Regions from separate parts of the Mus musculus genome. Here all the other regions are linked to region 1. Evidence: chromatin loops called from intact Hi-C (ENCODE). Cell type or tissue: left cerebral cortex. All regions are shown on one strand.

Region 1 (8,000 bases):
TGTAAGTTCAAGGCCAGGTCTAAGCTATATTTTCCAAGCCAGGTTGGCTGGACCACAGTGAGACTTAGTACTCAGGGGCCAGGCAATGGTGGTGCAGCCTTTAATCCCAGAATTTCCTTGGGAGACAGACCTCTATGAGTTTGACTTCTACAGGGTGAAATTCAAGAGCAGTCAAGGCTGCACAGAGAGACCCCCAACTTGAAAAACCAAACAAAAACCAAAAACCCGAAAAACCAAACCAAACCAAACCAACCAAAACAAACCAGCACTCCAGACTGGTCTACTTGGTGAGTTCCAGGTTGGTCAAGGCTATATATATACTGATATTTGTCTTTGAGAGAGAGAGAGAGAGAGAGAGAGAGAGAGAGAGAGAGAGAGAGGAAAGAAAGAAAGGAAGGAAGGAAGGAAGGAAGGAAGGAAGAAACAAAGAAACAAAGAAAGAAAAAAGGAAAGGGAAAAAAGGGCTCCCTACCTGTCTTTTACTCTTGGTAAAACCTATACAAAGGCTCCAAAATAGCTATACAAGTAAAGACACTTGCCTGGCCAGCCTGGTGACCTGAGCTGCATCTACCCAACCCACATAAAGGTAGAAGAAGCAACTCCACAAAGTTGGCCTCTGACCTGTATGAGCATTCCCCACTCCCAACAGATGTGCGTTTACACACACACACACACACACACACTTTTTTTTTAAAGGGAGCAACAACAACAAAACTCCTCCCCCCACCCCAATAAAAACAAAAGCAAAAGCCATCTTTCCTTGATGGTCCTTACCTTGCCCTAGGCCTCTTCCTGTGCCTATACTGAGAGCCTCCTGCTCGTCACTGGCACGACAGTCCCATCACTGGCACGGCAGCCTCCATTGGGCTCTCCTTGGTTCCCAGATGTAACAGATGTAACTGCCTGGGTAGCAAAGTCCAGGGCAATTATCCAGGTATGGACCAAAAGAGAGTGCCCCGGGCAGACACACCCCCTTGGTCTCATTCTGTGGGCACTGGCATCAGCATAAAGTTCAGCACTGGGCAGAAACTTCTTTGTGCCTCAACACAAGAGCAAGGGACCCCACATGAACTTGATCCATATAATCCCACCGTATGGTTCATTTGTCATGATCTGAGGGGGATGTGGTGGTCATGGCATAGCTTGGTGTGGTCTATGATCCTCCTGTTGTAGGGATAGTGGTTGGTAGGAAGCTCACCAAGAGTTAGGCTTTTCCTCAGGGCTAACTCCTATGTTTTATTTTCTTTTAGACAAGGTCTACTGTGTATCTCCGGTTGGCCTGGAACTCCTTATGTGGATGGCTTCAAACCCAGAGATGTCTGTCTGCCTCCAAGTGCTGAGATTAAAGGCCTATGTCACTATGCCTAGCTTATTTCTAGCTTTTTCTTTCCTTTTATTTTTAAAATCCACGAATGAATATTCTGCTTTTCATATATGTGTGTGCATCTCATGCCTACCTGGGACCCCCAAGAGTCAAAAGAAGGCATTAGATCCCCTGGAACTGAAGTTAGGATGGTTGTGGTGAGCCATCACTTGGGTGCTGGGAATTCACACCCAGCCCTACCCCCACTAAGACAGGTTCTCTTTCTCTGTGTCCATGACTGTCCTGAAACTCTAGTAAAACAGGCTGGCCTTGAACTCAGAGATCCACCTGCCCCTGCCTCTTTAGTACAGATTAAAGACCTGGGCCTCCATACCTGACTGTTACTTCTAATTGTTTTGAGCCAGGGTCTTGCTATACTTGGACTGGAGATCCTCTAATCATGCTTCCAAGTGGCGAGATCACAGGGTTGCACCACCACACCTGGCTTTCCCGGGTGATTTTAGAGAACAGAGGGATAAGACAAACAACAGGAAAATCATGCCTTGGCCCCACAGCTGGTTCGAAGCGGGGGCTGTGTCTTTGGAGTAGAGGAAGGTATGTGTCACATCTGGCTGGGATGTGGGGAAAAACCTCAGGTCATCCGCTGGTTTCTAACTTTCTTCTTTCCTCCCTCTGGGGATTGGCCTCAGTCTCTCCCGCACACCAGTCACAGGCTTTAAGCACACAATACACTGAGTTCCACTCCTATCACCGCAACTGGGTACCTAGCTTTCTAAGAATGTGGGAGCAGTGACCTCTGAAACTGTCAAGAAATGCACTCTACAGGTTACTGCATGTCCCTGGGTACCTAGAGACAGGAGGACTGGGGTCTAGTTCTAGCCACGATGAGCTCAGTTTTAATGGTGATGCCCGAAGCTGAGAAGCCTTAAGGAAGATAGGACCAAGGGTGCACTGTTCTCTAGTCTCCAGCCTCATTTGGCATGGTCTAGTGTTTTAATACTCGCCGATTCACCAGGTCTTCTTTGCTCTGAGTCAAGTTGAATTGTACTAAGTGGCCTTGGTGTTTGTCTCAATTTTGCACCAATTGTAAGTCACATGATCATTTAAAGTCAATAGAGATGAGGCAGCACAGCAGTAAAGTTTTAATGGAATAGCTTTGGCGCAGGCAAAGGCAGTTCCTAGATCTCAGGACATGTGGAGCCCCAAGAAGTGGGGACGCTTGCTAGGTTTCTGGGTTTTATTTCCTGGAACACGAATGACTGGTTGGTCCCTGGCTCCAGGCCTTGCACAGCTGTTCAGCCTTCAGTAGCAAAGCCTTGATCTGTGCATTAGGGATCAGAGCTGCTGCTTATGCAGAGGCCCAGATGTGCACCAGAGCAAGACAGCCATGTCAGGAATAAGGGCCCCTTATTAGATGAGCCCAGCAGAGATCCTTTTATCAGGACATGAACCTCTAATCCTGAGCAGGAGTGGGGTGTCGGTCTCTTGGATGCCTATCTAGGCGGGAAGAGGGTGGGGAGGAGTCCTGTGTCCTCTGTCGGGCCCAGCGGAGGTCTCTGGCAGCCCCTGCGATCCGGCGCTTTTAAGCAGCACTACCTCCCCTAACCGCCCCCTCCCGTTCCAGTGGGTCCGAGCCTGCTCATTGAGGGTGTGGTTTCCATCCCCTTCCCACTGCCAGATCCTATGACCTTTTCTCGGTGAGGCAGTCAGAACCTAGAGGGTCCCGATCCCGCCCCCAAGCCCGGTGACCTTGGGCCAGGATCTCCCCCCACCCCCTCACCTGCTCCAGTGGCGAGCGACTCCCCGCGGTGCTTGCGGCTGCAAGACTGGAGAAGCGGAGGGGGGGGTTGGGGTGGGCGCGCACGCGCACCGGCCCACGCGCGCCTTGCGCCTGCCGCCCTGCCTGACGTGACCAGCGCAGGCCAATCCGTGGGACGCAAAGCCGGTGTAAGGGTTAGAGGTGGCCGAGAGAGGACCTCTGTAGGGACAGAGGATAGCAGGGCAGCACCAGAACCTTGGACAGCGCCAACCACCCTGGGCTCACCTCTGCGCGCACGCGCTCTCAGTCACCAGCGTGCAGGTGACAGCGGACATCTAAGTTAATCTAGAGTGTTGGAGCAGAGGGGTAACCTGCGAGTACTACAAAACCCAGAGTTTGCTCTAACCCTCCCCACACAGCCCCAGCTGGAGTCTCAGGGCGGCGGGGCAGCGGGCAGCAGCGGGGCCAGATCCATAGTTAGGGCGATGCGGCGACCTTGCCAGTGTACGTGAGAGGGGACCGTAGGGGAGCTAGGCCCATACTCGAAGCAAGCGCTGAGCTCGAAGGCCAGGGCCGAGCGCACTAGACCCACACCGCCTGCGCGCTCCGGGGCCGGGTGGTACAGGCGCCCATTGGCCGCCAGGGGTAGCAAGCGAGCCGGCTCGAAGGGTATCGCCAGCGCCTCGCCACCGCCACAGTAGGAGAGACGAGGTGACTCGCTGTCGGAAGCCAGGAGGTGCGTGAAGACCACTGGCCGGTCTTCACAGCGCAGGAAGTTACGCTCTCTGCCGCAAAGCGAGAGGAAGGGGAAGGAAGCCTCGTAGCGCCCGCTGTGGTTGGGTCTCAGACGGGAGAAGAAAGTGACCAGGAACTGCAGGTCTGTGGGAACAAAAGGCACGATCATGCTCGGTGACCCAGCTTCCCCGACACGCTCCTTTTCCTGGGAATACCAGCACTGGCACGAGACAGCGGCCCCCCCTCGTGGATGGTGCCTTCCCTCAGAGTCGGGGAGCCGAGGCCCTGAAGGGTAGAGAGAGACACGAGGGAGCAGTGCAGTAAGCAATACCTTTGAAGCAGGTGATAAAGTTCTTCATTTTGGAGTCATCTAGGAAAAGCTGCAGAAGGGACACAGTGGACAGTAAGTCCTGGCAAGAAAGCCGGTGGTGTTCGCTGTCCTTGCTTTTCTGTCTAATGTGTTCAGGGGGGCATGTGGAAGGGCCCTGCGGACTCTCCCCACATCTACAGACAGGTTTCCAGGGTTGCAGCCCTCACCCCTTTTTCTACAGCAGGTTTGACAGCCGCTTGTCCCTAGCAATCGCGAGCAAGCACTCGGCTCTGGGACTGCTGCTAGGACAGGCTAGTGTGCGCGGGATTACGATGCGGTGAAAGCGGAAGGCCCCGGAATTAACTCTTCCAGCCTGGGCTTTGAAAGGTTCAAAGCCACGCGTAGCACCTATCCCAGGTCTCGCCTCTAGAACTACTCCCCACCCGGTGCCGATGGATTCCGCAGTCCCCTCAGGTCTCCTCCCTCTGTCACACGCCAGGCACACCTGGCCTTGGTGATCCACATAGTAGAAATACTCGCGGGTTCTGGGCTCCGGGCTTTGACCCTGTGTGTAGGAGACACGCTCGACCCCACTGCAGGTCCGAGCTCTCTGCGACCTCGCCAAGACTAGAGCCAAGTTACGCACTGCCCCACTAGGCGGCCACATTCTTCCACACCGGAAGCGGATCACACAGTGTTGTGCCTGGGGCTTTGGGTTCCGCCGGCAACACGTGCTCGGAGGGGCGGAGCTGTCTATCCCGCCCCCGGAAGTAGCTGCCAGACGTGGACTCCCCCGCCCCCTTGTCAGAAGTAACCTGAAAGAAACACAATCAGCGAGTGTGCACTTGAACTTTATTCACACGGAGCACTGTCCCCTCGAGCCACACGTACGAGGGAGCGCCTGCGGCCGAGAGGCCCTGGAGAGAGAGGCCAGGACCTCCGCATGACGGGACTTTTGTTTTTAATAAATAAAAACTCTAAAAATATATATATATAAACAGGAGAAATGAAGTTTGACAACTGTTGGAACTCAGATTCCAGAATGGAAAACGCAAACGAGTCCAGGCAGGTCTCATCCACGCGCCGCCCGTGTGTGGAGTTTGGTCAGAGGCCGCGAGGTCAAAGGAGGGTGGTGCTAACTTGCTCAGCGCGAGGACCGCAATGGCAGTTCAAGAGCTAAATAGCATCTGGTTAAAACTATGTCCTTAGCAAACTTAGTTCTGTCGTTCTATTTATATCTTTATACACAAGTAGGCTGGGTATCGGATAGATTCTGTAGTCAAAAAACAAAAAACCTCTCGCCCTCCCTCACCCGCCCCAAGAAAGCCTGCCTAGCCCTGGCCCTAACCCAGAGGGCTTTGGTTTGGGGCCTCCCCTTGCACAAAGACCTATTAGGCATCGAGCCGACGGAGCCAAGTCCTAGTAGTGGCCAGCACAGCTCTCCAGAACGCCTCTAACTCTCCTTCTGGCCCCAGCCAGAGGCCCCTAGACTAGGGTGGGAGGGATCAGGGCGAGAGTGCCTTGGTGGAGGATTGCCCTGAAGAGGGGACAAGGTCCTGTTGCCCTGAGCAACGCGGTATGTGCTTCAGCCGACCAGGAGGGCAGTGTCGCTCGGCTCCGGGAAACAGAAGGCACTTCTCGGGGCTGGCTTGCGACTGGCAGGGCGAGCCGGTACCTGCAGGAACTGGCCGCGAGATATGGCGCGGCTGCTTGGCCCCGGGAGGGCCTAGGGCGGGGCCGGCGTCTGGCGGGGCCTGGCATGCTGCCTCGCGCTGGGGCCTTCCCTCCCACCTTCCCGGGTGTCACCCTAGCAGGCGTCCATAGCCCGCGTGCTATAGCACGCCCTCCATGAAGCTGGTATCTAAATGCTGAATGAGCACTCGAAGGAAGGACATCTCCTTTCGTGTATTCTCGAAGATGACGCGAGGATCATCCGACTGGCAGCGCAGGCAGTTGGGTGCCATCACCATAGCCAGGTTGCTGACGTCCATTTTGGTGATGGCTACGTTGGCTGGCTGCACGAACACCTGTGTGAGGGGGTCCGGGTGAAGGGAGAGGAGAGCAGAGTGGAGGGTAGGCGTAGCTATTAGGGGATGAGCTGAACAAAGTGGAAGGTTGGCTGGGAAGGATGGTAGGTGGGCGTGGTGCGGCACTGGATGCAGATCATGCATACCTGGAGGAAGCGAATGAGGTAGCACAGCACCATTCGGTTGATGCGCGGTAGCGCGTGCACCACGGCCACAGCAGCCTCCGGGCTCTCGTAGTGCGCAATGCATTGTTCGTAGAATTCATGAGGAATCAAGGGCTCTTCCAGCTCCCGATACCACAGCTTCAGCAGCGATGCTGAGGGTGGGAGTGACTTAGGTGGTCTTGGCTTGGGAACCCCTAAGCCAAGCATCCACCAGAGGCCACATCCAGAGAAACAGGGTGTATGGGAGAATATGGAACAGGCTGGAAAGGGTCCCTCTAGCTAAAGCTGTACAGCCTGAGCCCAGATCTCAGAGACACTAGCTGCTGGAGGACCTGGGATCATTCTTGACAGTACAGGTATGTGTGCATGTGTCCACAATGGCTATACAACAGTGTGGGAGGATGTTTAGAATTCTTCTGAAGATAGGCGCCAGGGGTGAAGGATGGTTAGATGCAGCCACAGGACAGGGGGACAAGGCCATAGGGTGATCCCGAACAGGAGTCCCGCCTGCATGGTTATCTGCTTTCTGGGATATGCATGCAAGCCAACTCTTCAAAAATACTGAGTATATGTGGGGCTCACCAGGGACATGGGGATCCTCCAGGCCTGTAGGCACCTTCCACTGATCCACCTGCAACTTGAGGGCATTCACCTCATCAATGTCCCCAGGGACCCTAGAGAACACAGGGTGCATCTCAGACTAGAGCAGCTCACCTGTTCTCGAGCTAGAGTCGGGAATAGCAGAAAGGCTCAAGGACCCGCCAACCGCTCAGTCTCAGGCAGGGTGGGGTGACTCAGCTTTTCCTTTTGGCTCTCTTGGCTTCCCTGTGCAATTGGTTCCCTTGGTAGGCCACTAAAGCCCAAACTTGCTTCTCTTTTTGTCTTGGGGCCTTGGACCTCCCCAGGCCTGACAGGTGACAAGCCAGTCATTACAATGGTTGACACTGCATAGGCAAGTGCCATCCCAAGGGCTGGGTATGCCACATCCCTGTTCACCCAGGATGCTGAAACTGCCTGGCCAGCTGCATGCCATCTCTGAAGCTCTTGTCAGAGGTGATGTTCCTGCTGGCATCCAGGTACCTTCTGGACCCGTTGGCTGTCTTTATTGGCCATGACCTACTCTAGGGGTAGGGTGGGGTGGTGACACAGCTAACTTGCCTCCTGTGGACTGGGCATTGCCTTGTCTCTTTTGGCTTCATGGCCCCTAGCCCTAATGTCCCTGACACTAGAGATATAAACACACAACTGTGCTCATTTTCCCACCCACAACCTGGGGCTGGCAAGGCACCTGAAGATACCCTCTGTCTGGTCACCGTTGAGTGCCAGGACCTCCTCGGAGAGCCGTGTCTGTACCCAGGGCAGCTGCCTGTCAGGATAGCGCTCTTTCTGCATGCTCATCACCTCCTGCAGTGCACTGCCAAACATGGATGGGCTGAACACTGCGTTCTTGGCATGTCGGATCTCCTCCACATTAGGCTTCTTCAGGCCCTGTGAAAACAGCCCAACACTCAGGTCCTGTTGTAGTCCAGCCTCCTTCTTTCATCTCTTTTCCCTAATTCTGGTTCTTGGCCCAGCCAGTACCCGGGACTACCCAGACCCTAACCCAAGTCACTAAGGAGGACCCATCAGGCCATCTGCAACACCTGAAAGCATGGATATGCAGAATGTTAGAGGGGTGAGG
Region 2 (8,000 bases), 180 kb after region 1:
CGTCCTGCTGGCGGGCACACACACCCTGCTCCAGCAGGCTCTCCGGCTGCCCCCTGCCAGTCTGAAACCAGATGCCTTCCAGGACGAACTCCAGGAACTTGGCATTCCCCAAGATATGATTGGAGATCTGGCCAGTTTGGCATTTGGGAGTCAACGCCCTCTTCTCGACTCTGTAGCCCAGCAGCAGGGATCCTCGCTGCCTCGTGTGTCGAATTTCCGGTGGCGGGTGGATGTGGCCATCTCAACCAGTGCTCAGTCCCGCTCCCTGCAACCGAGTGTTCTCATGCAGCTGAAGCTCACAGATGGATCGGCACACCGCTTCGAGGTGCCCATAGCCAAATTCCAGGAGCTGCGCTACAGCGTGGCGTTGGTCCTTAAGGAGATGGCAGAGCTGGAGAGAAAGTGTGAGCGCAAACTGCAGGACTGAACCCTGGTACTGTGGGGTGCTGAAGCTGGTACCAGAACCCAGCCGCACTGGTGATGAGGATGTAAGAACATATTTTAAGTGAAAAGACAGCTGGGACTTTTGGGTTTTGTTTTACAAGTAAACAGCTGGGCTGAGGCTGGAGAATGTGAAATGTAAGGCCGGCCTGGCTGGGTTTTACGTAGTGAGGCTCAGTTTCGAATTAAAGAGGTAAAGCAACTATTAAAAACATGTTATTCTATTAGGGAATTAAACCTACCTGTCCCTTCCCCAGCTGTGCTCCTGGATGAGACGATGTGCAGAGCTAAGTCCAGATGAAGATCTCTTACAACATACAACATGGTTGCTCAGCATGGCTGAACTCTGCCCATTTGCTTTCCTAAGTCCTGTGCTTTGCTGCGGACGTGTTTATTCTTTTGCCCTAAATTCCTGCTTTCCTGAAGCTGACATCCTAGTGGAAAGATCAGAGGGGGTGGGGGGAAGACATTACAAATACTAAATATGCATTAAATAATGTTTGGTATATATAACATTAAATACATATTTTAAATATTAAGACATGAGAACAGGGCCGGAGGATTGATTGAGCAGTGAAGAGCACTTGCCCTTGCAAAGAGGACTTGGGTTCAAGTCCCAGCATTCACGTGGTGGCTCACAACCTTCTGTAACTTCAGTTGTGGGGGAAGGGCAGGGGGGACCCAACACCAAGACATCCAACACAGGCACATATGTGGTACTCAAACATACATGCAAGCAAACTACTCATACTCAGAAAGTTGTAAATCTAAAACAAACAATAAAACTATGAGTACAGCTTGTGACAATTGAATAGAGCCAGGTCAGATGAGGAGAAGGTTGGTCACAGGAGTACTCTGCAGACGGATCAAGTGGTGTGTCGGCTGCTAGTGAAGCCATGCAGCGTTAGTGGATTAAAACCTTTGAATGTGTCCGAGGCACCTGTCCAGTACTTTACCTCCCACTCCATGGGGAGTTTGGAACCACTGGGCATGTCAAGAGTGTCTTTGGGAGCTGGGGAGTTGAGTCTGTGGTTAAGAGCCCTTGTTGCTTTTGCAGAAGACCTGGGTTTGATTCCCAGCAGCCACGTAACAGCTCATAGCTGTTTGTAACTCCATTTTCAAGGGCTCCAATCACTTCTTTTGTCATTCCTGGGCACCAGGCATATACTTGGTGCAGTTGTACAGGCCAAACACCCAGACTCATAAAATAAATCTTAAAAAAAAAAATTGCCTGATGGTGGGGGTGCTCCTCTTTAATGGCAGCACTCAAAAGAGACAGATGGATCTCTGAGTTTGAGTTCCTCCTGATCTAGAGTGAGTTCCAGGACAGCCAGGTTTACACAGAGAAACCCTGTCTATAAATAAATATATAAGGTGTCTTTTTTCAGGGCTGGAGAGATGGCTGAGCAGTTAAGAGCACTGACTGCTCTTTACCTAGAGGTTCTGAGTTCAATTCCCAGCAACCACATGGTAGCTCACAACCATCTGCAATGAGATCGGATGCCCTCCTCTGGTGTGGCTGAAGATCATATAAAATAAACAACAATTTTTTTTTTTAAAGATGTCTTTGTTTCTGAAAGGACAACCCAGTGGCAGATGCCTATATAGGAAGAGTGTGACAGGGCTGAAAACTTGCACATACATTTACAGACTCTCACAAAACTGTCCTGTGGGCCGGTTGGCTGAGATATACCCTAGTGCTGGCAGGGCCCTATGCCCTGCACGGTTCACAAGACAAAGCACTAGCAGGCATCCTCCCACAGACTTTTCTGTATAGGCATCTTTCATTCTGGTTCTCTTCTGGGCTGACTCAACTCCTTACCCTGCCCCTGGGTGGCTTGATTTACCACTCTGCAAGTCCTGGAACCCTGCCACCCAAAGCTCCACTACCCTTCTGGAATACCCTGTGCACCAGCATCCTGTGGAACTTGAGCCATGACGATAACTCGGTGTTCTTTCCTCGTTTGTTTGTTTGTTTTTTCGAGACAGGGTTTCTCTGTACAACCCTGGCTGTCCTGGAACTCACTCCGTAGACCAGGCTAGCCTCGAACTCAGAAATCCACCTGCCTCTGCCTCCCAAGCCCTGGGATTAAAGGCATGTGCCACCACGTCTGGCCTGTCCCTTCTTCTTTTCAGTGTGTCAGATCACCAACCCATGTCCCTTCCTCCTCAATATGTCAATTTTAGCCTCTGCCATGTAAAATCTCCCAGTTCTGACAAACCTCTCTTACCAATTGGGACCCTGACCCTCAGTTACCTCCCTCTCAGTCTACACGTTTATGCCATTGACTACTTAGGTTTCACTCAGATGAAGAACCTCTGTTTGGGGGGCTCTGTGCCACTTTATCGCCCTGCATCGCTGCGTTCCTTCCCCGCTTTAGCTCTCCAGGGTCATTGCCCCCACCCTCTTTCCAATTGCTGAGGCCACTAACTTTTGGCTTCTTTGCCAGACATCTTGAGAACTCCGCAGGTGACCTTCTTAAATCCCAATCATTATCTTCTTGTTCTTCTTCACCTCCTTCCTCCCCTCCACCCCCAACCCCCTACCCCAGACTGGGTTTTCTTTGTAGCCCTAGCTTGTTCTGGAACTTGTTTTCTAGCCCAGGCTGTCCTGGAACTCCGCCTGACCCAGTCAAATTTCAATCTTCTAGTTCGGCAAAGCACTAGGTTTCCAGTGTCTGCACATCCAATCTCCTCCGTCTGGGCCCAGCTCGGAAGCTCAAGATTCTGCGTGGCGTTGCCCTGGACAAATCCTTCCACCTCTTGAAGCCTCCTCTCTCCCGCCCTTCCTCCGTAAGACTCTTGAGTCGGTTTCTTCAGAGTCTGCCTCTCCCCAGGACGACAAGTTTCAGCAATTGCCTTGGTTCAGCAATTTGGTAGACACACAGGACACCTGCATGTGACTACAAGACCCGACAGGCATTGCGCTGGGGAAGGGGCGGAGTTATGGCCCCGCCCCGGAAGATAAGGCTGCGTTGACCCGTCTATTTCCTCTTTCGGCCTTGCTTGCCGGCAGGTAAGTTGTGCTCTGTCCGCTGCGGGTTTTGAAATTATCCACCGCCATCCGCCGCCGTTAACTACTTGGCGGTCTGTCATGCGGCCTGGCCCACTCGTCCAGGATCAGAAGGGAGGGATGGCGTTGCTTTCGGCCTTGGGGGCTGGCAGGAGGCTGGGGATTTTTTTGGACGCTGAACTCGAACCATTTCCAGACTCGCCGCCATGGGCCGTGTGATCCGAGGGCAGAGGAAAGGCGCGGGTTCTGTTTTCCGTGCGCACGTGAAGCACCGTAAGGGCGCCGCGCGCCTACGTGCTGTGGACTTCGCGGAGCGACACGGCTACATTAAAGGCATCGTAAAGGTAGGAGGGCACCGGCGGGAGTTAAGCAGGCGGGGAACCGGGCGTCTCGAGCAGGCCTTAGAATACAATACACCACCCTGACCCGTAGGACATCATTCATGACCCTGGCCGCGGCGCTCCCCTCGCCAAAGTCGTCTTTCGGGATCCCTACCGATTCAAGAAGCGGACAGAGCTGTTCATCGCAGCGGAGGGGATCCACACTGGACAGTTCGTGTACTGCGGCAAGAAGGGTGAGCCTCCAGGCGGGGAAGGAAGGAAGGGTTGGGCCCGGGACTTTGGGTGCTGAGCTGAGCTTCGTGGGTTGGGATCGGTGTGGGTTTGGCATGGCTTTTAGCGTTAACAGTCGTTTTGCCCCCTCTCTCCACAGCCCAGCTGAATATCGGCAATGTTTTGCCCGTGGGCACCATGCCTGAGGGTACGATCGTGTGTTGTCTGGAGGAGAAACCTGGGGACAGGGGCAAGCTGGCCCGAGCCTCCGGGAACTACGCCACAGTCATCTCCCACAACCCAGAGACCAAGAAGACTCGAGTGAAGCTGCCTTCGGGGTCCAAGAAGGTCATTTCCTCTGCCAACAGAGCCGTTGTTGGTGAGTGCGGGAGGGCAGTGGGGCCTTGAAGACGCGGGTGGTCGGCATATGAACTGCCAGCTGCTGGGCCTAGGCCATAGAACCACATTGCTTATTTTCTTGGTCATGGGAGAAGACTAACAGAATGCAACTGGGGATTTAGTTGTAGAGTGCTAGAATACCTACTTCGTAAACAACTAACTGATTCCTGTCCTGGGGATTTGATTCTTTTCTGGTCTCTGGGCACTGTATAAATGTGTATGGATACAGACATGTAGGTAAAGATGCCTGTGTATACATAAAATTAGGTTAAAAAAAGATTACACCGCTTGACACTTTTGTGCACTGTGACCTAGGAATTCTGATCCTGCACTTGAGTTTAGTTGGTTCATTTTAGAAAAGATAGGACCAGTAGTGGCTGTTAAAAGATGTTCAAGTCAGTGAAAAGGGGCCATGACTTATCTCTTGTTTAGTTACTTGGAAACATCTTAGGATCTGCTAACCTCATCCTTGCATAGGATAAGTTCTGAGGGCACGTGGTCAAAGCATGCTGTGTTTGGTAGGTGGGTTTGCCCATTTGTGGGAGGTGTTTTCAGAGGTTGAAGGACCTGTCTTGAATATCAGGCACTGAATATTGAGGTGCACCCCATGGAAACTTGGGCTGAGTCAACAGTTTGCTTTAATACAGGCATGGTCCTTGCCTCACCTGTCAAAGTGTCAGTTTGCAGAGGGTAAGGGGTTTCCTAGGTAGAGCTTGCTGGACTTCTGTGGGGTTGTAGATTTCTGCCATAGACTAATGGTGAATGGTGCATGTCTCAGAGGTGTTGTGTCACTTTTCAGGTGTTGTGGCTGGTGGGGGCAGAATTGACAAGCCTATCTTAAAGGCTGGCCGTGCCTACCACAAGTACAAGGCAAAGAGGAACTGCTGGCCACGTGTGCGGGGTGTGGCCATGAATGTAAGTAACCAAGAACTGAGTGAGTGGGCTTTTCTTGTTGCTGTGCTGGGAGGATCTGCAGCAGGGAGGTCCTGGGCTGTCGGCTCTTCCCGTGTTCCCTACGTAGGTGAGATGACCCTTACACTAACCTAACTTCATTCTCTTTTTAGCCTGTGGAGCATCCCTTTGGAGGTGGTAACCACCAGCACATTGGCAAACCCTCCACCATCCGAAGAGATGCCCCTGCTGGGCGCAAAGTGGGTCTCATTGCTGCCCGCCGGACTGGACGGCTGCGTGGAACCAAAACTGTACAGGAGAAGGAGAACTAGAGTTCAGGAGCTAATAAAGTACGTCCTTTGGCTAATCCGGCGTGTGTGAGCCTCTTTTGTGAGGGATCCCTGGAAGTGAAAGATGCTTCCACCCTACAAGGGAGCATGGCATGCTGCGCCTGGGATTTGGGTAGATGACTTGAGACCAGGTCTCTACATAATCCTTGACTGTCTGGAACTCACTGAAGATCAGGCTGGGGTTGTCATCCTGCCCAGCTGGGAAGCTCAGTTTACAATATGCGGTACTGACGTAAATTATGTGGACCACAGTTGCTGGGGTTAGTGGTGACAGTACAGTGAGCCTTGGTCTCCACTCAGCCCATACAAATGGGTCTGTGTAATTGATACAGAATTTTCCCCCCATTCCTTCTCAACGTGCAGTAGAAGCTAGTCTCCAACTCCTAATTACAGGCTGTCTTGGGCACTAGTGTGTGAGTGTAGAAACTTCTTTTTGGAATGTCCAAGTACTTTTTAGTTGGTTGTATCTTTTGCCTAGAGAATATTAGACATCCAATGTGGCCCCCACCCCCTGGGAGTGATGACGACTGCAGCTGTTACACATTAAGATTTGTTCCATGCAGAATAGAGGTGCTTCTGTACCTTTAAGTCCTGGTTTTGGTCACCCCTTCCCACCTTCATGGATCGTGATAGAAGTTATAGATTGAGATTACTGTCAGCTGGTCCTAGATTCCTGTGTGCAGTGGGTGCTGACACTGAAAGCTATAGCCCTCAGACTACCTGAAACCACATACCTAGTGCCCTACATGGAACAGCAAGGAGCTGGCATGTTTGTTTCCCTATTCAGGGGACAGATCACTAAGAGCTAGGCAGCACCACCAGGACAGTGTAGTTCTGAGGCTTAACCTCTCCAGGGTCACAGACCATGCAGAGGAATCATAAATTACAGACAGACTGACAGTTAAGACAAGTTTCCATCTTAAAAAAAAAAAAAAGCTTTAAACTTGGTCATATCTGGACTAGAGAGGTGGCTAAGAACACTCACTGCTATACCAGAGGTCCTGAGTTCAATTCCCAGCAACCACATGGTGGCTCACAACCATCTGTAATGGGATCTGATGCCCTCTTCTGGTGTGTCTGAAGACAGCTACAATGTATGCATATAAATACAAGTTATTCTGTGGCATCTTGTTCATAGATCTCTGGTGTAATAGCATTCCATGGGAACTGACGAGTGTCTCCAGGCCCTTCCCCTGGCAGATGCTCTTGAGTAGCACATGATTGTATTTCTTGTGGGGTGGTTCTTCTGGAGGGACTAGCTCAGGACTATGGGGTTGTGTTGCTAAGTGGTACCTCCTGCCTGATGTGCACCCTGTCTGTCCTGGAGTGTAATCCTTTTTCTGTATTGTTGGTATGAATTTCACCTACCGTGAGCCACTGGCTCTAAGCAGGCCATTATTGCAGGTTCTTACAGAAGTCACCATAGATGACAGGTGTTTATGGGAGGGGAGGGTGTTGGGAAAGCACTAGGTGTGGCTGCTTGGGGTGAGTTTAAGCTGCCACTGCTTTTCTGTTGGTCTTGGCCAGGCAACAGGGCATATGGGAGGAATTGCTGTAGAGGGGCAGACAAGCTGGGTAGTGGTGATGGGGCATGCCTTTAATCACAGCTCGAAGGAGGCAGAGGCCAGCCTTGGACTTCACAGACAAACCGTCTGGGGTGGGGGGGCGACTTCTAAATCAATTACACAGACCCGTTTGTATGGGCTGAGTGGGGACCAAGCCTCTACTCCAGGGAAGGGTTTGTTTAGCAGTGCTTGTGGCTTAAAAATGAACTACTGAGTCACCAGTCCTCTGAGCACACAGCCTTGATTTTTGAGGGCTGTGTTCCCAACAGAACTCCATGCTTCCTAAAGCTGTCTCCACGCCACTGTGATGCTTGCTTCCCAAGGTCCTGTCAGTAAGACTGTCAGAGACCTGCCCTGAGACAACTTATTGTTTTCCTGATTGGAGATCAGAGGTCAGGTGGAGTGGAGTCAGTGGCTATGAAGGGATCTGATGCCCTCTTCTGGCACACAGGTGTACATGCAGACAGCTCTCCTTACATTAAAAACCAAAGTCTTTAGATGTCCTGAAGACACCTAAAAAAATGGCTCAGTGGTTAAGAGCGCTGACTGCTCTTCCGAAGGTCCAGAGTTCAAATCCCAGCAACCACATGGTGGCTCACAACCATCCATAACGAAATCTGATGCCCTCTTCTGGAGTGTCTGAAGACAGCTACAGTGTACTTACATATAATAAATAAATAAATAAAATTAAAAAAAAAAAGTTGTTCTTATTAAAAAAAAAAAACCGTGAAGAGGCAGCAGATGGAGGGAGCATCTGTCCTATGTCTTTTCAAAGCCTCAGAGAGCTGTG
Region 3 (8,000 bases), 230 kb after region 1:
AAAACAAAACAAAACGCCCTCCCTCAAGATGCTTTTGGTTCTGGTATTTTATCACAATAGAAAACCTAACCAGGACAGATGCCTTCTGGCCAAATCTATGGCTGTTACTTAGGCAAGCCAGGATGATTCTGGGCTCTGGAAAAGCAGGAGTTATAGGGTTTACCCTCTGTGCAGGAAGAAACCCGTGCTTGTATACAGAGACAAAAGAGTCTCAGTGCGTGGTGCAGGCCTAACTCAGCAGGCAATGGACTGAGCACTGTGCCAATAGCCCTGTAAGGTCAGTGTTCTGGAAGCTAAGACACAAAGAGATCAATTTGATTTGATATTTTGAGGTCATAAACCAGACCAGGCAAGGGGGGGGGGGGAGTTGAAGCTTTGACAGAACAGTTCTACACCTTGTTCTGTATTGTATTTCTTTTTCTGAAAGAAACAGCCTCATAGCTGGGCAAGGTGGTGAATGACTGTAATCCAAGCAAAGAGAGGCTGAGGCAGGGTGGCAAGTTTGAGGCCAGTTTGAGTGATAGTTACACCTTGTGTCAGAAAAAAGGCTTTATTGGGGTCTATTGTGGGGCTCTCAAGGACCTGCTTATGGTTTAAACAAGACACTAGACTTCTATACAGTTTTAAGCATTTGGCCTTTATCTAGGGCAGACTCTGCTAGCTTCTAACTTAACCTGACTTCCAGCCTGGCCCTGCCTCCTAGATAGCCCTTTCATTCCCTGCTCCTTCTGTGTCTGCTTAGATACTCCTGCCTCTGTTTGCATCCCCTGACTCTGCCCGCCCAGAAGTTCCGCCCCCATACTTCCTGCCCCAACTATTGGCTGCCAGATCTTTATTATAACCACTCAGTAGTAAGATCATGCTAGACAGGCTCTTAGGTCGCCTAAGGCATTCCTCCAAGCTTGACCTTCATCTTTTGGGAAGGTTTGGAAGACATTTACAAAATAGGAAACCTGGGGATGTGCCATAGAAATGACAATTCCAAAATCCTGCCAGCACTTAGCTCTCTGCCAGTACAGAGTTAATAACTGGAAATACAGAGACACCCCTTAATACAACAGGGGTCTAACTGGCATGCAGCTTGTTATAGGTATTTCAGGTGTGTGATTTTGCATATTTTGACATGGACTTACTCTTGTGAAAGTGTCCCTGTGTTAGTAACTTTTCTGTTGCTGTTTTGGAGATGCCAGTACCATGAGATGACCACCAAGAGCAGCAGCAGCAGTGGAGTACAGGCATCTGGAGCCTAGAGGATGACGCGTGTGCTACAAAGGGCATGGCTGGAGAAGTGACCCAAGCCCTTGGAGGAGCCCAGAAGATTGTAAGTTGGATCCCAGACATTGGACGGTTGGAGATTGACTTTTGCTTTTGATTGTGGCTGTGCCCTGATATTTTCCCTCTCGAAGGAAGAAACTGTTTTAGTGGAGCCCACAGTTAAGAGACTTTTAATTGTAAAAAGACTTTGGATTTTAAAAGAGATGGCTATTTTAAAGAAATTGAAATTTTAAGAATATGTAAAGACTGTGGGACTTTTAAAGTTATCCGTTGTTAAGAGCTCTGTCGGATGTTGTGTAGGAGCTTGGAAGACAACGTTGAGAACACTGCAGAAGATGGAGGTCTGGTTTGTGAAATTTCAGAGGGAAAATTAAAGACTCTTTTCAGGGCCATTGCTGTTTTGATTGTGAAGATTCTGTAGTTCTGGTTAGCTGGGGCTGAAGAATCAGCTGTGATTAACAAGATACCAGAACTACTAAAGCAAAAACTTTGCATTACTGGGACTATTGATGCTGGTTAGCTGGAGCTAAGAAATTAGCGGTGATTAAGAAGAGACCAGCATCATTGAGGTGACATCTTCTGGGAAGTGTTTTCTGAGAGCACAGTGGCTGTGTTCCAGATATAGCCAAAGTTGTACATTGTGCTGTGGCTGGACTTGGTAATGTGTAAGGGTCACCCAGGTGGTACTGGTTTTGAAGGCATGAAGGAGTTGAGCAGAGCACTTACTATCACTCCTAGTGACCCTCTAGGAAAATTTTTGCTTCCTGTCCCCATAACTCTAGGTTCTGCTGGCCTAGAAGTTTTGGCTCCAGAGAAGGGAGTGCTCCTACCAGGAGCTACAACAAACATTCCATTGAACTGGAAGCTCAGACTTCCCCCTGGTCATTTTGGGCTTCTAATGCCCTTAAACCAACAGGCTAAAAAAGGAATAACAGTGTTAGGAGGGGTGATAGATCCAGATTACCATGGGGAAATTGGATTACCTCTTCACAATGGTGGTAAGCAAGATTATGTCTGGAGTGTAGGAGATCCCTTAGGGCGTCTCTTAGTACTACCATGTCCTGTGATTATTAGGACACAGTATATATGTCGCCATTCCAAAAGTGTGGAATAGAGGCATAGCGAAGAAATACTGAAACAAAGCAGGATTAGAAGCCTGTAGGAAAAATACCAAATCCTGTAGCTCCATGACTGGTATCTGTAGTCCTAGGGCTAGACCGCTATGATAGCTATTGCTATTCTTGGTTGTCATTTTGACAACCCACACCTGTAATTATCCTAAACCTCAAGGGGTAAGGAGTTCCTGTAAGGAAATTTTCTTGATTTTTCGTTTGAGGTGGGAAGATGCACCTTAAATCTGGGCCAGGTCTTCGGGTGGCAGCCTAATGGTCGTGGAAGAAGGAAGTGCATGCTTGCCCCGACTCTCGTTGGAAAGTTCACTCCATTGCCATTAGAGCCTAGTTCTTCAGGATTCTGAAGTATACCGGGGACAAGCTGAGCCATCTGTCAACGCCTGCGCCCCGCCCCGCCCCGCCCCGCCCCGCCCCGCCCCGCATAATCCACCTTGCCCCATCTCTGGGCGTTCCCCCCGACCCCACCGGTTCCATTCTCTCCAGGAATCAATTGTCTTGTTTCTTGGCGGCACACTCTGCTGGGTTCTCCGAGGCCTTTAAGTTCATCCCCGTGCACTCTGTCTCCTAAAATTACAAGCACAGCCTGAGGCGCTCCATCCACCCAAGTGCTTTCTGTCCGGCGCTGAGCGCTTGCTCTGGCTCCGCTGCGCTTTCTGCGGAACCTTGTGTCGTAGACGTGTTTCCAGAGGAGTGAGTTCGCTGTGGTAGTTAGGATTTACCAGCTTCCGGCGGCCGCTCCGACTAATGGCGGTGAGCTGTGGGAGAAGGCGTGTTTGTGGCGAGGCCCTAGGTGGGGAGACCCTGTGAATTTCGTCCTGTCTCACGATTTTTCAGGAGCCAGGGCGTCCTGCTCGGGAGGCACCAGCAGCCTCAAGTCGGAAAACTCATCGCGCTCCGCGCAGACCCCGGCCCTCTCGCTCAGCTTCCGGTGCCTCGGAACCTCCTCTCCGCAGTTCAGTGCAACCTGCATGCGACTCCGCCGCCGGAACCCATCCCGTAGGCAACACAGTAGCGATGAAGCAAAAGAAAAAGAAAACCCCCAACAGGGTCTCTGGGACAAATGGAAGCGAAAAGCCCTCGGAGAAACCTGCCCCGGACGAAGCTCCTCCTAGCGCTGAGGCCCAGGCAAGGATGGTACTCCCTGCGAGCTTTCTGGGCGCTAATCCGCCTGCCTCTGTGGGCGAGCTGTGCGGAATTAAGGCGCTGAAGGTATGGGAGTGGGGTCTGCGGGACCCTGTTACCCATCACAACCATGTCCTCCTTTCTGTCCCAGGCGGAACAGCTGGCGCGGGAGCTGGCCTGGTGTGTGGAACAGCTGGAGCTGGGTCTCAAGACGCAGAGACCTACCCCGAAGCAGAGTGAGGGACCCTTCTCTACAGTTAGGGAAATGTAAACGGTGACAGTTCTGTGGTCTGATGGTATTGCCAAGGGGTGGGGTTGTTGCTTTTGGTTGGTTTGCTTTGTTTAGGTGTACTGAAACTTAGTTGTGTAGACCAGGCTGGCCTGGAATTCAGAGATCCGCCTGCCTCTGCCTCCCCAGTGCTGGGATTAAAGGCGTGCGTCACCCCAGCTGGATGGGAATTGTTTGTAGTAGGATGATATGAGTGTGTTTGAAGTCACTAGCTCTTTTTCTTTTTCTTTTTCTTTCTTCTTTCTTCTTTCTTCTTTCTCTCTTTCTCTTTCTCTTTCTCTTTCTCTTTCTCTTTCTCTTTCTCTTTCTCTTTCTCTTTCTCTTTCTTTCATCTGCAGAAGAGCAGGCTGTTGGGGCAATCCGAACGCTGCGCAGTGAAAAAACCCCCTTGCCCCGGAAGAGACAGCTGATGCGCTCCTTGTTTGGGGACTACAGGGCTCAGATGGATGCAGAGTGGCGGGAGGCCCTACGGGCTCTAAAGGCTGGTGAGGAACTAGAAAGCGATTGGTTCAGTACATTAACGTCAAGGGGGTAGGGAGAGGCTCAGCTCAGCAGGGTTGGTGTGGGAAGAGATGGGCTCGGGGGCGGGGGGGATGTAAGTGGGGAGAAAGTATTCTCTCTTAGGGGACAGAGGTCCTGGGGGGAGGAGGGCCGAGGTCCTCACCTCGTTCTGTTTTGGGGATGAAAAAAACAGCTCCTCTGTCTTAGCCTGGGCTCACTTCACTGGCCATAAAGCCAGGTACCAGTTGGACTTTAGTTCCTGGGACTAAATAATAAATAACTTGGACATAAGTCCTGGATCTGTTACTTAGATCATACAACATATCATTTTGTGAAAATGATCTAAATTTTGTTACTTAGATCATATAACATTTTTGATAAGTTACTACATCTCTTGAGTCTCATATGGGAATGACATTATTTACTTTAAGATAATTTTTCAGTTTTTTTTTTTTTTTTTTTAGTTAGGAAAGTTGTGTGGGTAATTGTAACTGCATGGATGAAAGTTAGCTATTCTGACTCTCTGCTCCCCCTTCCTACAGCCACCCATTCGGCCCAGGTACAGCTCGTCAGTGAGGCCACCAGAAAGAAGAGCGGAAGGGTCTGCAGGCCTCGTCCTGCAGAAAGAGCCAAAACCACTCCGGACTTGACCAGCGAAGAGTTTCGGTTCAATTTCTTTTAGGGTCTCCTACATGCTGGACCGCTCATCCCCCTCCAGGGTGGGGTGGGGATGTGTCCTGATTGCAGGGCCTTCCCAGGAATTCTCTCAGCAGAAGTGGGGTTGGTTTGTCCTTCATTGCAGCATGGACCTGAAGCGGCTGGCCTATGTGAGGCTGCTATGTGGATGTGGAAACCTTTGAAGGAAATGTTCTTCATGTCAGAAGAGAGGTGCAGAGTAGCTGCTGATGATAAGGAACTGTGGGGAAGTTGTGGACACAGTGGGCTCACTTTTGAAAAGATGCTCAGGCCATTTTTCTAGTGCTTTGTATATTGTTATATCGCCTTAATAAATCTTTTCTAAGGAAATAGGATGGTGTGAGAGAGAGAGTTCCGAATGTGTTAGAGGAGGCAAGACTGCTTGGTCCAGCTCTGATCCAGGACTTAGTCCTTTGCTGCTGTTGTTGCTGTTTCCCTCAGCAGGTTGTCGTCTTCTGGAGCCAGTGTGGTCTCCATCAAGCCACGTTTTGTTTTTAGGAGCTAAGAAGCTACTCACTGTCTTAGCCTGAGCTGAGTCTTAGCAGACTGCATCAAAACAAAACAAACACAACACAACCTTTATGTGTGTGAGTGGTATTTATGTGTGTGAGTATGAGCATGCTATGTGTATAAAAGCATCTTTTATTTGCCTGGTGTAACTGTCTCCAGAGGCTCACTGCCTTCGTCTGCTAACCTAGGCCTAGACCTGGAAGCTTCTCGCTTGGTCTTATCTAGGCCTAGAATGTTTTCAGTGTCTGAGACCTACTGCTGAATAAGCTCACCCTTTTTAGCACTTTCTGAGCTCTGTGAACTCAGCTGTTCTGACTCAAACGCCTCTGCTAGCTGACTGACTCAATCTGGCTTCTCTCTCTCAGCCTCTTATTTTTAGCTCTGCTTGGCCTCAGACTAACTCTGGCAATCCGTTCTAATCCTCTGGCTCCTCTCATTCTCTAGCTCACTCTGTCTTCACCTGTGTCTAGCTTGTTCTCTTTCTGCAACCTGGTAAAACTGCCTCCCCACCCCCTCTCTCCCCTGCCCCTGCTCCTCCCCCTTCCCCTTAAGTAACTTTCCTTTCCTCTCACTTCCATATCCTATTATGTCAAATCTTTCTGATTTGTCACTTTGCCACTCAGAAGTCACTTTCCAATATTGTGCTTCCTTCTACAAACCACCTTCATGATTTGGGATTAAAGGCATGAGCTATAGCCGAGCCACACCACAACTAAAGACAGGTTTCTGCAGTAAGTAATACAGTCTCAGGGCTCACAGTGTGATCAAATGTCCTGCACGTGTGTGGAAGCGCAGTCTCTAGACTTGGTGGCAGTTGCCTTTACTCAGCCATTTGGCCAGCCCTGCCAGGGTTGACATCTGTACTGTACCCACTGCTCCACTGAGTTCAGATCTTCAGGTAAACCAGCAGTGTTCACACCGTTGTGGTCTGCTGGCGTTGCCCAAACTCATATCCTAGACTAAGTACAACCTGGAGTCCAGCTGCGTTTGCCCTTTCTGGGTGAGTATTTTGTGGGCAGCTCAAACTCAGCGTTGTTACAGAAATACCTAATTGGGTCCCCCGTCTCCGTGTGCTTTTTAGTCAGTGATATTTACTGTCTTATCTAGTTGCTTAGGCCAGAAACTTATGTCATTGTTTATTGCTTGCTCTGTTTGTTTGTTCCTTTCCCTTTCCCTTTCCCTTTCCCTTTCCCTTTCCTTCAATTGAACTCAGGACCTTCGGCAGAGCGGTCATGACCTTAACCGCTGAGCCATCTCTCCAGCCCTGCTCTGTTTTTTTCAACACTATTCAATACTTAGTGTTAGGGTAAGTCGAGGGTTAGGTGAGGGTTGGGGTCTAGAGTTTGGGTTCTGGCTGTAGGTCTATATGGGTTAGGGTACTAAGGTTAGCTAAGGGTTAGGGGGAAATCTCCCTGTCAAGATAGTAGCGTGTGGAGATAATGCTAACCCATTTTGCAAACAGTAAGCTGTTACATAAATAGGTGTCTGATTTCATTCGTCTCAGCTGCCACCACGTTACAAATAATCTGCTGTCCTTTTGTCCAGGTCTCTTTCTTTTTCTTCTTGCTGGCTTCTACCGCCTGTCCTTTCTGCCAGATAAATTTACTTCCCTGCAAAAGGCTGACTGGTTGGAAGCATCGTCACCAGCCAATCAGAACTAACCATTTCTGGCTGGTAAGCCAATCAGATGTAATCTCCAAGCATCCTTTCATTGTTGCTAGGGCTCCTGATCTACTTCTAAAAGCTGACTGGCTCTCTGTTGGTCCAGCCTCTCCCACTCTCCCTAGCTCCTTACCCTTTCCTTTTTCTCATACCCCTTTTTGGGTTTGGAGCCATTCCAAACTATTTAAGCCTTTGGGAAGTCTGGGTTACTCTGAATAACCACGGTTTAAGAGTGCATTTGTTCTTCTTGAGAAACAGAGGACAGCTATTCCATAGTCAATTTTAAAAACATCTGTTTCAGCAGCTTGATATCTCTTAGCTCCATAAAACAGAGTTTAGTTGTGCTTAAGGGGTTTTTGTATTTTTTATTTTGGTGCAGATTGACTTTAATTCAGACGACTAGAGCATAAACTGGCATTAAAGTCGGCAGTGAAATTACTTGAAACTCATTGGGCTAACAATGAATTCTAAGTATGTGAGAACAGCTCTTTCTGTTTTAATTAATGACAGATGGTAACATCTTACGGCTTCGCCGGGCAGTGGTGGCACACACCTTTCATCCCAGCACTCGGAAGGCAGAGCCAGGCAGACTTCTGAGTTCCAGGACAGCTAGGGCTACACAGAGAAACCCTGTCCCAAAAAACAAACAAACAAACACATCTTACAGCTTCACAGTTGTCATGCTCTGTTTTACACTTTCAGGGAGGGGACTCCTGGAGAACACGACTGCTCAGCAGTGATGTGGCTCTCACATTGCTAAGTGGGTATCCCTTCCCTCACACCTGGCCCATCACCCATGAGTCCTCTTTAGA
Region 4 (8,000 bases), 200 kb after region 1:
CCAGGGACTGGTCACCTATATGGTGGTAAGGTGGCTTATTAGCTCTAACCTGTTAGTCCCATTCCACTTCTCTGTGTCCCCTACAAGGAAATCCCCAGTGTGCAAAATATCAGAACTAATGTCCACCCAGCTTTAAGTATCTCTATAGTGGAGCTCAGGGGAACCTTCCTTTTATGTTAGTGACAGGAATGTCCACACGCATTAGTAGGAGTGCCTGATTCCAATCATTCTAGAGAGCTCCACAGGAAACTGCTTCTAGTGTCACTATGCATTCACTATGTCAGGATGCTAGGCAGAGTAACATTTAAAAGAACTACTGTGGGCTGGGGAGATGGGCCAGTGGGCATGACATCCAATGTCCTTCTCTGGCCTTAGAGAATACAGCTGTGCCCATACTTCATCGCCCACATACAAGGGAGCTATTATTGTATACAATTTTCCTGTGTGTGCGTGCGTACCTACACATCAGCAAGCACATAGAGGCCAGCAGACAACCTTAGGTGTTATTCCTTAGAAACCTTTCACCATTGGGGGGGGGGGGGGCGGGGGCGGGGAAATACGGTCTCTTACTGGCCTGGAACTCACCAAGTAAGCTACTAAGCGGCAGAGATGGGGATGGCAGCACTCATCAGCACATCCAGATTCAGGTGTCTAACTGAGCCATACATGTGGAGGCTGGAGGGATGGCTCAGCGGTTAAGAGCACACGTTTTTTTCCCCCGTCTAGGACCCACACTTGATTCCCAGCACCCACATGGCGGCTCACAGCCAATTCCAGGGAACCCGATGCCCTCTTCTGGCCTCCGTTGGCACCAGGCATGCACATGATATACAGTACAGATACACACGCAGGCAAAGCACATAAATACATATAAAAAAATTAAACAAGAAAATGCCACGTTAGAGAAGTTGTCATCCATTAAAAGGGGCCTTTGCAAAGTAACAAGAGAGCAACAGCAGAAAAATAAAACAAATCCAAGAAGAAGCTGGGCTAATGGGGAGCAGAGCGGAGCACCTTCAGTTTGACAAGAAATGTCCTTCGCTGCTGAGGATGCATGGGACTTAAAATGCTGTATGGTGGCCCTGACTGTAGTCCGGGTTATGGGAGAGGATCGTGCGAACCCAGGACTTCCAGGGCAGTCTGGGACGCGGTTATTTCACCAGACAAAACCTCATCCACTGCCCAAGCCAAACCAAATTAACCAACCAGTAGGAAACCGTATGCACATCAGAACCGTCTGAACTCCGGACCGGGCTAGCGGGAGCCACCGCGAAGGGTCCCGGGGAGGGGCCTGGAGGGTTCGAGGGACCGGAGGGTGCAGCCTGGGTCAGCAGCCCGGCCGCAGCCATCCATCGGGGGGAAGGGCTGGCATACGCGAGGGCGCGGAGCTTTGGGTGCGGATGAAGGAGAGGGTCCCGCGCAGCCGACAGAGCGCCACTCACCATCTGCCGCAACCTCTCGCCCTGTGGCGGCAGCTTCGGCTCCCTAAGACAAAGGGGCCGTCCCGCCCCGTCTGCGCAGTCGTCAATCTCAGGGGACCCCGCCCCTAGGTCCCCACCCCCAACCCCCACCCCAAGTCCCGGACCGGGACGCGGGAGGATCGGATGGCCGTCCGCCTCCAGCTCTTCTTGCAGGACTTGATGCCCTGCGCCCCGGGGCCACCGAGAGCGTAGGCCTCCGCTGTGCCTAGAGAGACCGCGTGCTGACCCGGACCGCGCCTGCTCTTTGAGGCTGTAGCGGAAGCGGCGGCCGCAGTCCCTACAAATCCGAGTGCCTCCCGGCCTCGCCCCCTCCCTGCCGCCCCTCTTCTCCCGAGGGCCTTCGGTCACTTCCGCCAAGATCTGTGCTTGCCCTCTAGCGATTTCCCTGGTGGCCAGGCAGCCTGGACCACTGGTCTCGAGACCCATCAGGCTGACTCGGGCTGCTTGGGTTTAGTTTACAGTGTAGTGTGTGTTCAACTTCTTAAGGGACGGCCAGTCTGTCTTGTGTCCTCATCAACACATTCCCTAGACTAGCAGTGTATGACAGTTCCAATTGTTGTTTGTATTTGCCCACACTTGGTGTAAGCAGGCTTTTAGAAATTTAGTTATTCGGGGCTGGAGAGAGGCTCAGCGGTTAAGAGCATTAACTGCTCTTCTAGAGGTCCTGAGTTCAATTCCCAGCAACCTCATGGTGGCTCACAACCATCTGTAATGGGATCTGATGCCCTCTGCTGGTGTGTCTGAAGACAACTACAGTGTACTCACATACATGAAATAAATCTTTAAAAAAAATTGAGTTATTCCAGGGCTAGAGGAATGTACAACAGACTGGGTGTTTGACAAACGTGCACGAGGCTGAGTTTAATCACTCGTATCCATGTGAAAAGGCTGGGTGTAATAGTGCTTGCTTAGAACCCCAGCACAGGGGAGGCGGAACAAGGCCGAGCTGTGTAGGGCTCTCTGGCCAGCCAGTCTAGAGTCACTGGCAAGCTTCAGGTTCTGACCTGTTGAGAAGCCCTTTCAAAAGATAAAACAACAAAATACCGTGGTGCGCAGCTCCTCAGACTGACCCTTAGTGGCCCTGTATGCACACATATTCTCTGCTGGAAATTAAAGTCAGGGACTCTAGTATAAGCATATAGTATCTCAGTAGCACTCGATCCTACCCTCCGTTATGGCTTCAATTTTTATTTCTCTAATTGTAGTGGTTACGTGTCTTCTGTTACAAAATACTGGCAGAGGCAGAGGAGGCAGAGGCAGAGTCAGAGGGCCAATCTCTGTGAGTTTGGGGCCAGCCTGGTCTATAGAACAAATTCCAGGACAGCTGAGGCTACACACAAAGCATGGGGCTGGAGGAGGAAATGTCTGGGAGATAGGGAGCAAGAACAGCTCTTGTGGATCAGGGTGATGGAGCCTCCAGGTTTTTGTTCTTGGATTTTTAAAGTGTGTGTGCCCCAGAGGGGGCCAGGTTTTTTTGTTTTTGTTTTTTCGAGACAGGATTTCTCTGTATATCACTGGCTGTCCTGGAACTCACTTTGTAGACCAGGCTGACCTCGAACTCAGAAATCCACCTGCCTCTGCCTCCCAAGTGCCTGGCTGTTTTTTTTTTTTTTAAAGATTTATTATTTATTATATATAAGTACACTGTAGCTGTCTTCAGACACACCAGAAGAGAGTGTCAGATCTCGTAACCACTGAGCCATCTCACCAGTCCCCGAGGCAGCTAGTTTTAAAGCAGTCACAATATAGAGAGGCCACGGATGTCCACGAGACATGAGGGAAGGGGGGGGGGCTAAAAATATTTTGGAGGGTATGGATATATACATCATTGATACAGTTGAGCTCTCTGGGGAGAGTCAGGCATGTCTCTCTCTACATGGGTCCAAAATTGCTTGAAAGAACAAAGAGACCTTGACTAAGGTAGTCTGATGGCTGATCTTCTCGCCTTCATGGGAACCAATCTCTGGGCATGTCTGTAAGGAATTGCCTAGATTAAGTTGAGGTGGGCTGACCCGCCCTAAATGTGTTTCATGAGTTAGATTCTTGACTGAATGAGGAGGGCTGAACCGAGTCTGAGCATGCATGGCTGTCCTCTCTGCGACTGCAGATGCAATGTGACCAGCTGCCTCAAACGCATGCATACATCTTCCCACCATCGTGGACTGTACCTGGCCTTTGAACCACAGGAAACCCTTTTTAAGTTTCCTTTGCCATGCGCTTGTCAAAGCAATGGCAGCCAACTAAAACAACCATCTGCACGGCTGTTTCTAAGACTGGACCAGAGGGTCTTATGGCTTCACTGGTTAGGAAAGCCAAAGGAAGAGCGCCCAGGCTTTCTTATCAGAAAAGGCTTTCTGGTCTACATGTGGGCTCACAAAGAGAAGGCAGTCTGAGGCTAACGCCTCCATTAAACATGGAGTCAGGGAGGCTGGAGAGGAGACTCAGTGGTTAGGAGCACTGGATCTGCCAAGTAAACAGTTCAGGTACCAGCACTTCCATATAAGTACACAACCTGTAACTCCAATTCCAGGGATCTGCCGCCCTCTTCTGGTCTTCTATGGGTACTGCATGCAGGTGGTGTACAGATATACATGCAGTCAAAACTCATAAAAGTAAAATATTGATTAAAAAAAAAGCTGAGATAGCTAAGTGGGATGGCTCAGCATTAAGAGCATTCATATCTCTTCCAGAAGATTTGAGTTTGATTCCCAGTACTTATGTCAGGCACCTCACAACTGCCTGTAACTTCCACTCCAGGGGGATCCAACTCCTTTGGTCTCTGTGGGTACCTGCACTCAATCACTCTCTCTCTCTCTCTCTCTCTCTCTCTCTCTCTCTCTCTCTCTCTCACACACACACACACACACACACACACACACACACACACACACACACACATACACACACACATGCACACTCAGAATTTAAAAATTGAGCCTCCTGGCATGGTGGCGCACGCCTTTAATCCCTGGCACTTGGGAGGCAGAGACAGGTGGATTTCTGAGTTCGAGGCCAGCCTGGTCTATAGAGTGAGTTCCAGGACAGCCAGGGACATACAGAGAAACCCTGTCTCGAAAAACCAACCAACTAAACCAAACCAAATGAACAAACAAAACCCACCACCACCACGGCCGCCACCAATTGAGCCACACTGTTCATTGTAGTTCAGCTCACATTTAACTGCTAACCCGTCACTAACTGAATTTGAATTTGCTTAGTGTCCAGAATTTCATATAAATGAATATCGGAGCTGGAGGGATGGCTCAGCAGTTAACAGTACCAGCTGCTCTTCTAGAAGAGCCAGGTTTGAGTACCAGCATCCACATGGTGGCTCATAACTGTCTGTAACTCCAATTTCAAGTGATCTGTTACTCTCTTCTGGCCTCTATAGGCACCAGGCATGTGGTGGTGCCATCCCTGGGTTGGTGGTCCTGGGTTCTTTAAGAAAGCAGGCTGAGCAAGCCAGCAAACAGCACTCCTCCACAGCCTCTGCATCTGCTCCTGCTCTGACTTCCTTCAGTGATGGACTACAATGTGGAAGTGTAAACCAAATAAACTCTTTCCTCCTCAACTCACTTTTAGTCGTGGTGATTCGTCATATCCCTAGAGACCCTGACTAGTACAAGAGTCTCACTCTACAGTCCAGACTGGCTTTGAACTCAGCAGTAACCTGCTTGCCTCCGCCTTTTGAGTGTTGAGACTATTGACATAAGCCGCCATGCTCAGCCTCAGAAATTTTTTTTTTTTAAGATTTATTTATTATTATAGATAAGTACATTGTAGCTGACTTCAGACACACCAGAAGAGGGCATCACATCTCATTACGGGTGGTTGTGAGGCACCATGTGGTTGCAGGGATTTGAACTCAGGACCTTTGGAAGAACAGTCAGTGCTCTTACCCGCTGAGCTATCTCACCAGCTCCCAAGCCTCAGAAATCTTAATCAAGTTATAAAGAGTAAGCATCCCTGGGGCTAGAGATGGCTCAGTAAGTAAAGATGCTCTCCAAAAGTGTGTCAAACGTGAGCTAAACCCCCAGAACTCATGGTAGAAGAGAACTGATCCCCGCAAGTTGTCCTGACTCCAACACATGTGCTTTGGTGGTATGTGCCCGCCTCCCATCCCCAAACAGGTACATTGTAATGAGAGTAACATTGCTAGGAAAAAACAAAACCAAACACTTCAGACTTCCTGGTGAAGGCACGTCTCTTTGAGGGTTTCTACTTAAGTTATCAGGAAACACAGGACAAACCTGAGGTGAAGGACGTTCTACAGTAACTGGAAGTGTGCTCCAAACATGTCAATATTGGGAAAGCTAGCCTGAACTGGTCCAGGGGGGAGGACAAAACAGCTGTGTGTGTATGACAGAAGGCTGTCTCCTGGAACTGGACGAAACATTTCTACTTTGTACACAGAAAAACAGGGAAAAAATTGTTCAAATACTAATAAAGTTTAGAGATTAAAGTCATGAACAGCCACTTGCTGACCAACAGTGTCTGTTGCTCAGACTAAACCCCTTCCAAAAAACAAAAACAAAACAAAACTGTCTATAAAAGAACATGATTTAAAAAAAAAAAAAAGCCGGGTGTGGTGCTGCACGCCTTTAATCCCAGCATTCGGGAGGCAGAGGCAGGCGGATTTCTGAGTTCAAGGCCAGCCTGGTCTACAAAGTGAGCTCCAGTACATCCAGGGATAAACAGAGAAACCCTGTCTCAAAACAAAACAAAACAACAAAAAACAAACCGGGCTGGCAAGATGGCTCAGTGGGTAAGAGCACTGACTTGCTCTTCCGAAGGTCATGAGTTCAAATCCCAGCAACCACATGGTGGCTCACAACCACCCATAATGAGATCTGATGCCCTCTGCTGGTCTGAAGTCATCTACATTGTACTTATATGTAATAATAAAATCTTTAAAAAAACAAAAACAAACAAAAAAAACCCTTAAACCAGAAGCTACGAATGTGTTTGTGCACACATTCTATGTAAAATTACAAAAATTATTATACAATCACGATAGCCATAGTGGACACGTTTAATTACTCAAAACGTCATGGAAAACCCTGAGAGTTCTCTGCTGCCTTTCCGTAATAGGTCCCATATTTTGCACTTTCCTGCCAGTGGACAGCAACCACTGGTATCGGTGACTACAGCTGCACTGGACACACATCAAAGCGAGGTTAAACGGAGAAGCTGACATCTTCCCTCCGGCCGGATGGTGGGATTCTCAACTAGATAGACAGTTTCAGGAGCTGTTTCTGGAGCCTTCCCTTGATGTTTGACTTTCCTTGTAATTCTTTGATTCTAATATTCTGTGAAGGGAGATGTCTAAGCCAGACTTTTAAAAAGTAGGAAGTATGCATGTACCAGGTCCACTCTGACTACATGGGTTGGGAAGATGGCTCAGTGGTTTAGAGCACTAGGTGCTCTTCCAGAGGTCGTGAGTTCAAATCCCAGCTGCCACATGGTGGCTCACAACCCTCTGTAATGAGATCTGATGCCATCTTCTGGGGTGTCTGAAGACAGCTACAGTGTACTCACATACACAAAATAAATTTAAGAGAAAGAAAGAAAGGAAAGAAGGAAGGAAGGAAGGAAGAAAGAAAGAAAGAAAGAAAGAAAGAAAGAAAGAAAGAAAGAGTGAGCTCATGTACAAGACAGGTCTTATTTCTCTGGAGAAATCGTGCTGAGGAAGGGGTAGGAATGAAAGAAAGATGAAATTTCAAGACCTGTAAGTCATATAAAGTACTCAGAAATTGCTGGTTGTTTGTGAGCCTAGAGGCTGCCTGGGGCTGAGAAAAAAGAAAAACAAACCCAGGTATGCCCCGTAGTTAAAACATTCCTGGGAACAGCTTAACCTTAAAGATAAAGAGGAATGTGAGGATATAACAGGGCTATCTGAACTGAGTCAACAACTCACAGAACTCTGACACCCTGCACGTACATGTAATTTTTCTGCTGATGTTTGAATAAGCCAATAGTGTGTCGCTATGCTGAATTCCACACCCCTAAGCTCCCTTACCCCATAAAACCCCCTAGCTTCCGAGCCTCGTGGCCGACATCCGTTATCTCCTGTGTGGGATGCATGTCGGTCTGGAGCTCTGTCATTAAACGACCTCGTGTAATTACATCAGGGCGGTCTATTCATGATTCTTTGGGTGCCCGCCGAATCGGGAATTGAGTGGGGGTTTCCCCCACTAGGATCTATCAGGAAGGGAGGAACACCGTGTGGCAGTAGCTTGGCTCAGAAACCATCCTCTGTCCTCAGGCAAGCACACCACACATCCATTAGGCTTCTAGTCACAGAATAGTTCCATTCCTGTAAGAACGTTTAGCATCTCTTCAAAACTTGACCTGCTATGCTAGCAGGTAGGGAAGCCTATGAGAAAGAGTAGCATCCTATGGCAAAGCTAGGAAAGTTTCTGAAAAAGGCCAGAAATCAAATAAATACTCTAGTGTTGTGGAGCATGTGGGATCTGTGACGGCACCTAATTCTGACGTGCGTGCGACAACTGCGAGAGA

What was found. A loop is a pair of places that touch in the nucleus more often than their neighbours do. Peaks named below come from ENCODE experiments on the same cell type or tissue, not always from the same donor. Only the 100,000 strongest peaks of a DNase experiment are listed, where the experiment ranks them.
Region 2: it touches region 1 in a loop (4-fold over the local background); 12 of 42 quality-filtered maps call a loop at or near these places.
Region 3: it touches region 1 in a loop (9-fold over the local background); 2 of 42 quality-filtered maps call a loop at or near these places.
Region 4: it touches region 1 in a loop (3-fold over the local background); 15 of 42 quality-filtered maps call a loop at or near these places.

The regions. Positions count from the first base shown.
Region 1 is chr15:76,719,022-76,727,021 of GRCm38, forward strand. Lrrc24 (leucine rich repeat containing 24) reads right to left here and starts at 3,152. Exons shown (of 6, transcript NM_198119.2): 1 at 3,105-3,152; 2 at 775-903. C030006K11Rik (RIKEN cDNA C030006K11 gene) reads right to left here and starts at 4,824. Exons shown (of 3, transcript NM_145472.2): 1 at 4,634-4,824; 2 at 4,150-4,198; 3 at 2,444-3,962. The coding sequence starts at 4,795. The coding sequence ends at 3,517. It overlaps Arhgap39 (Rho GTPase activating protein 39), which reads right to left. Exons shown (of 12, transcript NM_001168288.2): 9 at 7,608-7,807; 10 at 6,902-6,993; 11 at 6,302-6,471; 12 at 4,964-6,155. The coding sequence ends at 5,961. In left cerebral cortex, CTCF peaks have their summits at 3,717 (motif pointing right) and 4,784; DNase peaks (open chromatin) are centred at 2,319, 2,686, 2,918, 3,325 and 7 more places; H3K4me3 peaks cover 3,587 bases; H3K27ac peaks cover 3,730 bases.
Region 2 is chr15:76,900,653-76,908,652 of GRCm38, forward strand. Commd5 (COMM domain containing 5) reads left to right here. Exons shown (of 2, transcript NM_025536.2): 2 at 1-645. The coding sequence ends at 427. Rpl8 (ribosomal protein L8) reads left to right here and starts at 3,419. Exons shown (of 6, transcript NM_012053.2): 1 at 3,419-3,457; 2 at 3,651-3,798; 3 at 3,887-4,028; 4 at 4,166-4,384; 5 at 5,204-5,319; 6 at 5,469-5,666. The coding sequence starts at 3,661. The coding sequence ends at 5,627. In left cerebral cortex, CTCF peaks have their summits at 4,013, 6,670 (motif pointing left) and 7,651 (motif pointing left); DNase peaks (open chromatin) are centred at 3,398 and 7,625; H3K4me3 peaks cover 2,081 bases; H3K27ac peaks cover 1,665 bases.
Region 3 is chr15:76,945,387-76,953,386 of GRCm38, forward strand. 1110038F14Rik (RIKEN cDNA 1110038F14 gene) reads left to right here and starts at 2,875. Exons shown (of 5, transcript NM_001347540.1): 1 at 2,875-3,158; 2 at 3,243-3,533; 3 at 3,682-3,766; 4 at 4,158-4,304; 5 at 4,863-5,593. The coding sequence starts at 3,153. The coding sequence ends at 5,002. Gm46534 (a long non-coding RNA gene) reads right to left here and starts at 2,963. Exons shown (of 4, transcript XR_001781744.2): 1 at 2,874-2,963; 2 at 2,626-2,748. In left cerebral cortex, a CTCF peak has its summit at 3,504; DNase peaks (open chromatin) are centred at 3,123, 3,308, 5,872 and 7,205; H3K4me3 peaks cover 1,792 bases; H3K27ac peaks cover 1,426 bases.
Region 4 is chr15:76,923,934-76,931,933 of GRCm38, forward strand. Zfp647 (zinc finger protein 647) reads right to left here and starts at 1,515. Exons shown (of 5, transcript NM_172817.3): 1 at 1,443-1,515. In left cerebral cortex, CTCF peaks have their summits at 2,185 (motif pointing left), 4,032 (motif pointing left) and 6,344 (motif pointing left); DNase peaks (open chromatin) are centred at 1,685 and 4,025; H3K4me3 peaks cover 1,305 bases; H3K27ac peaks cover 1,218 bases.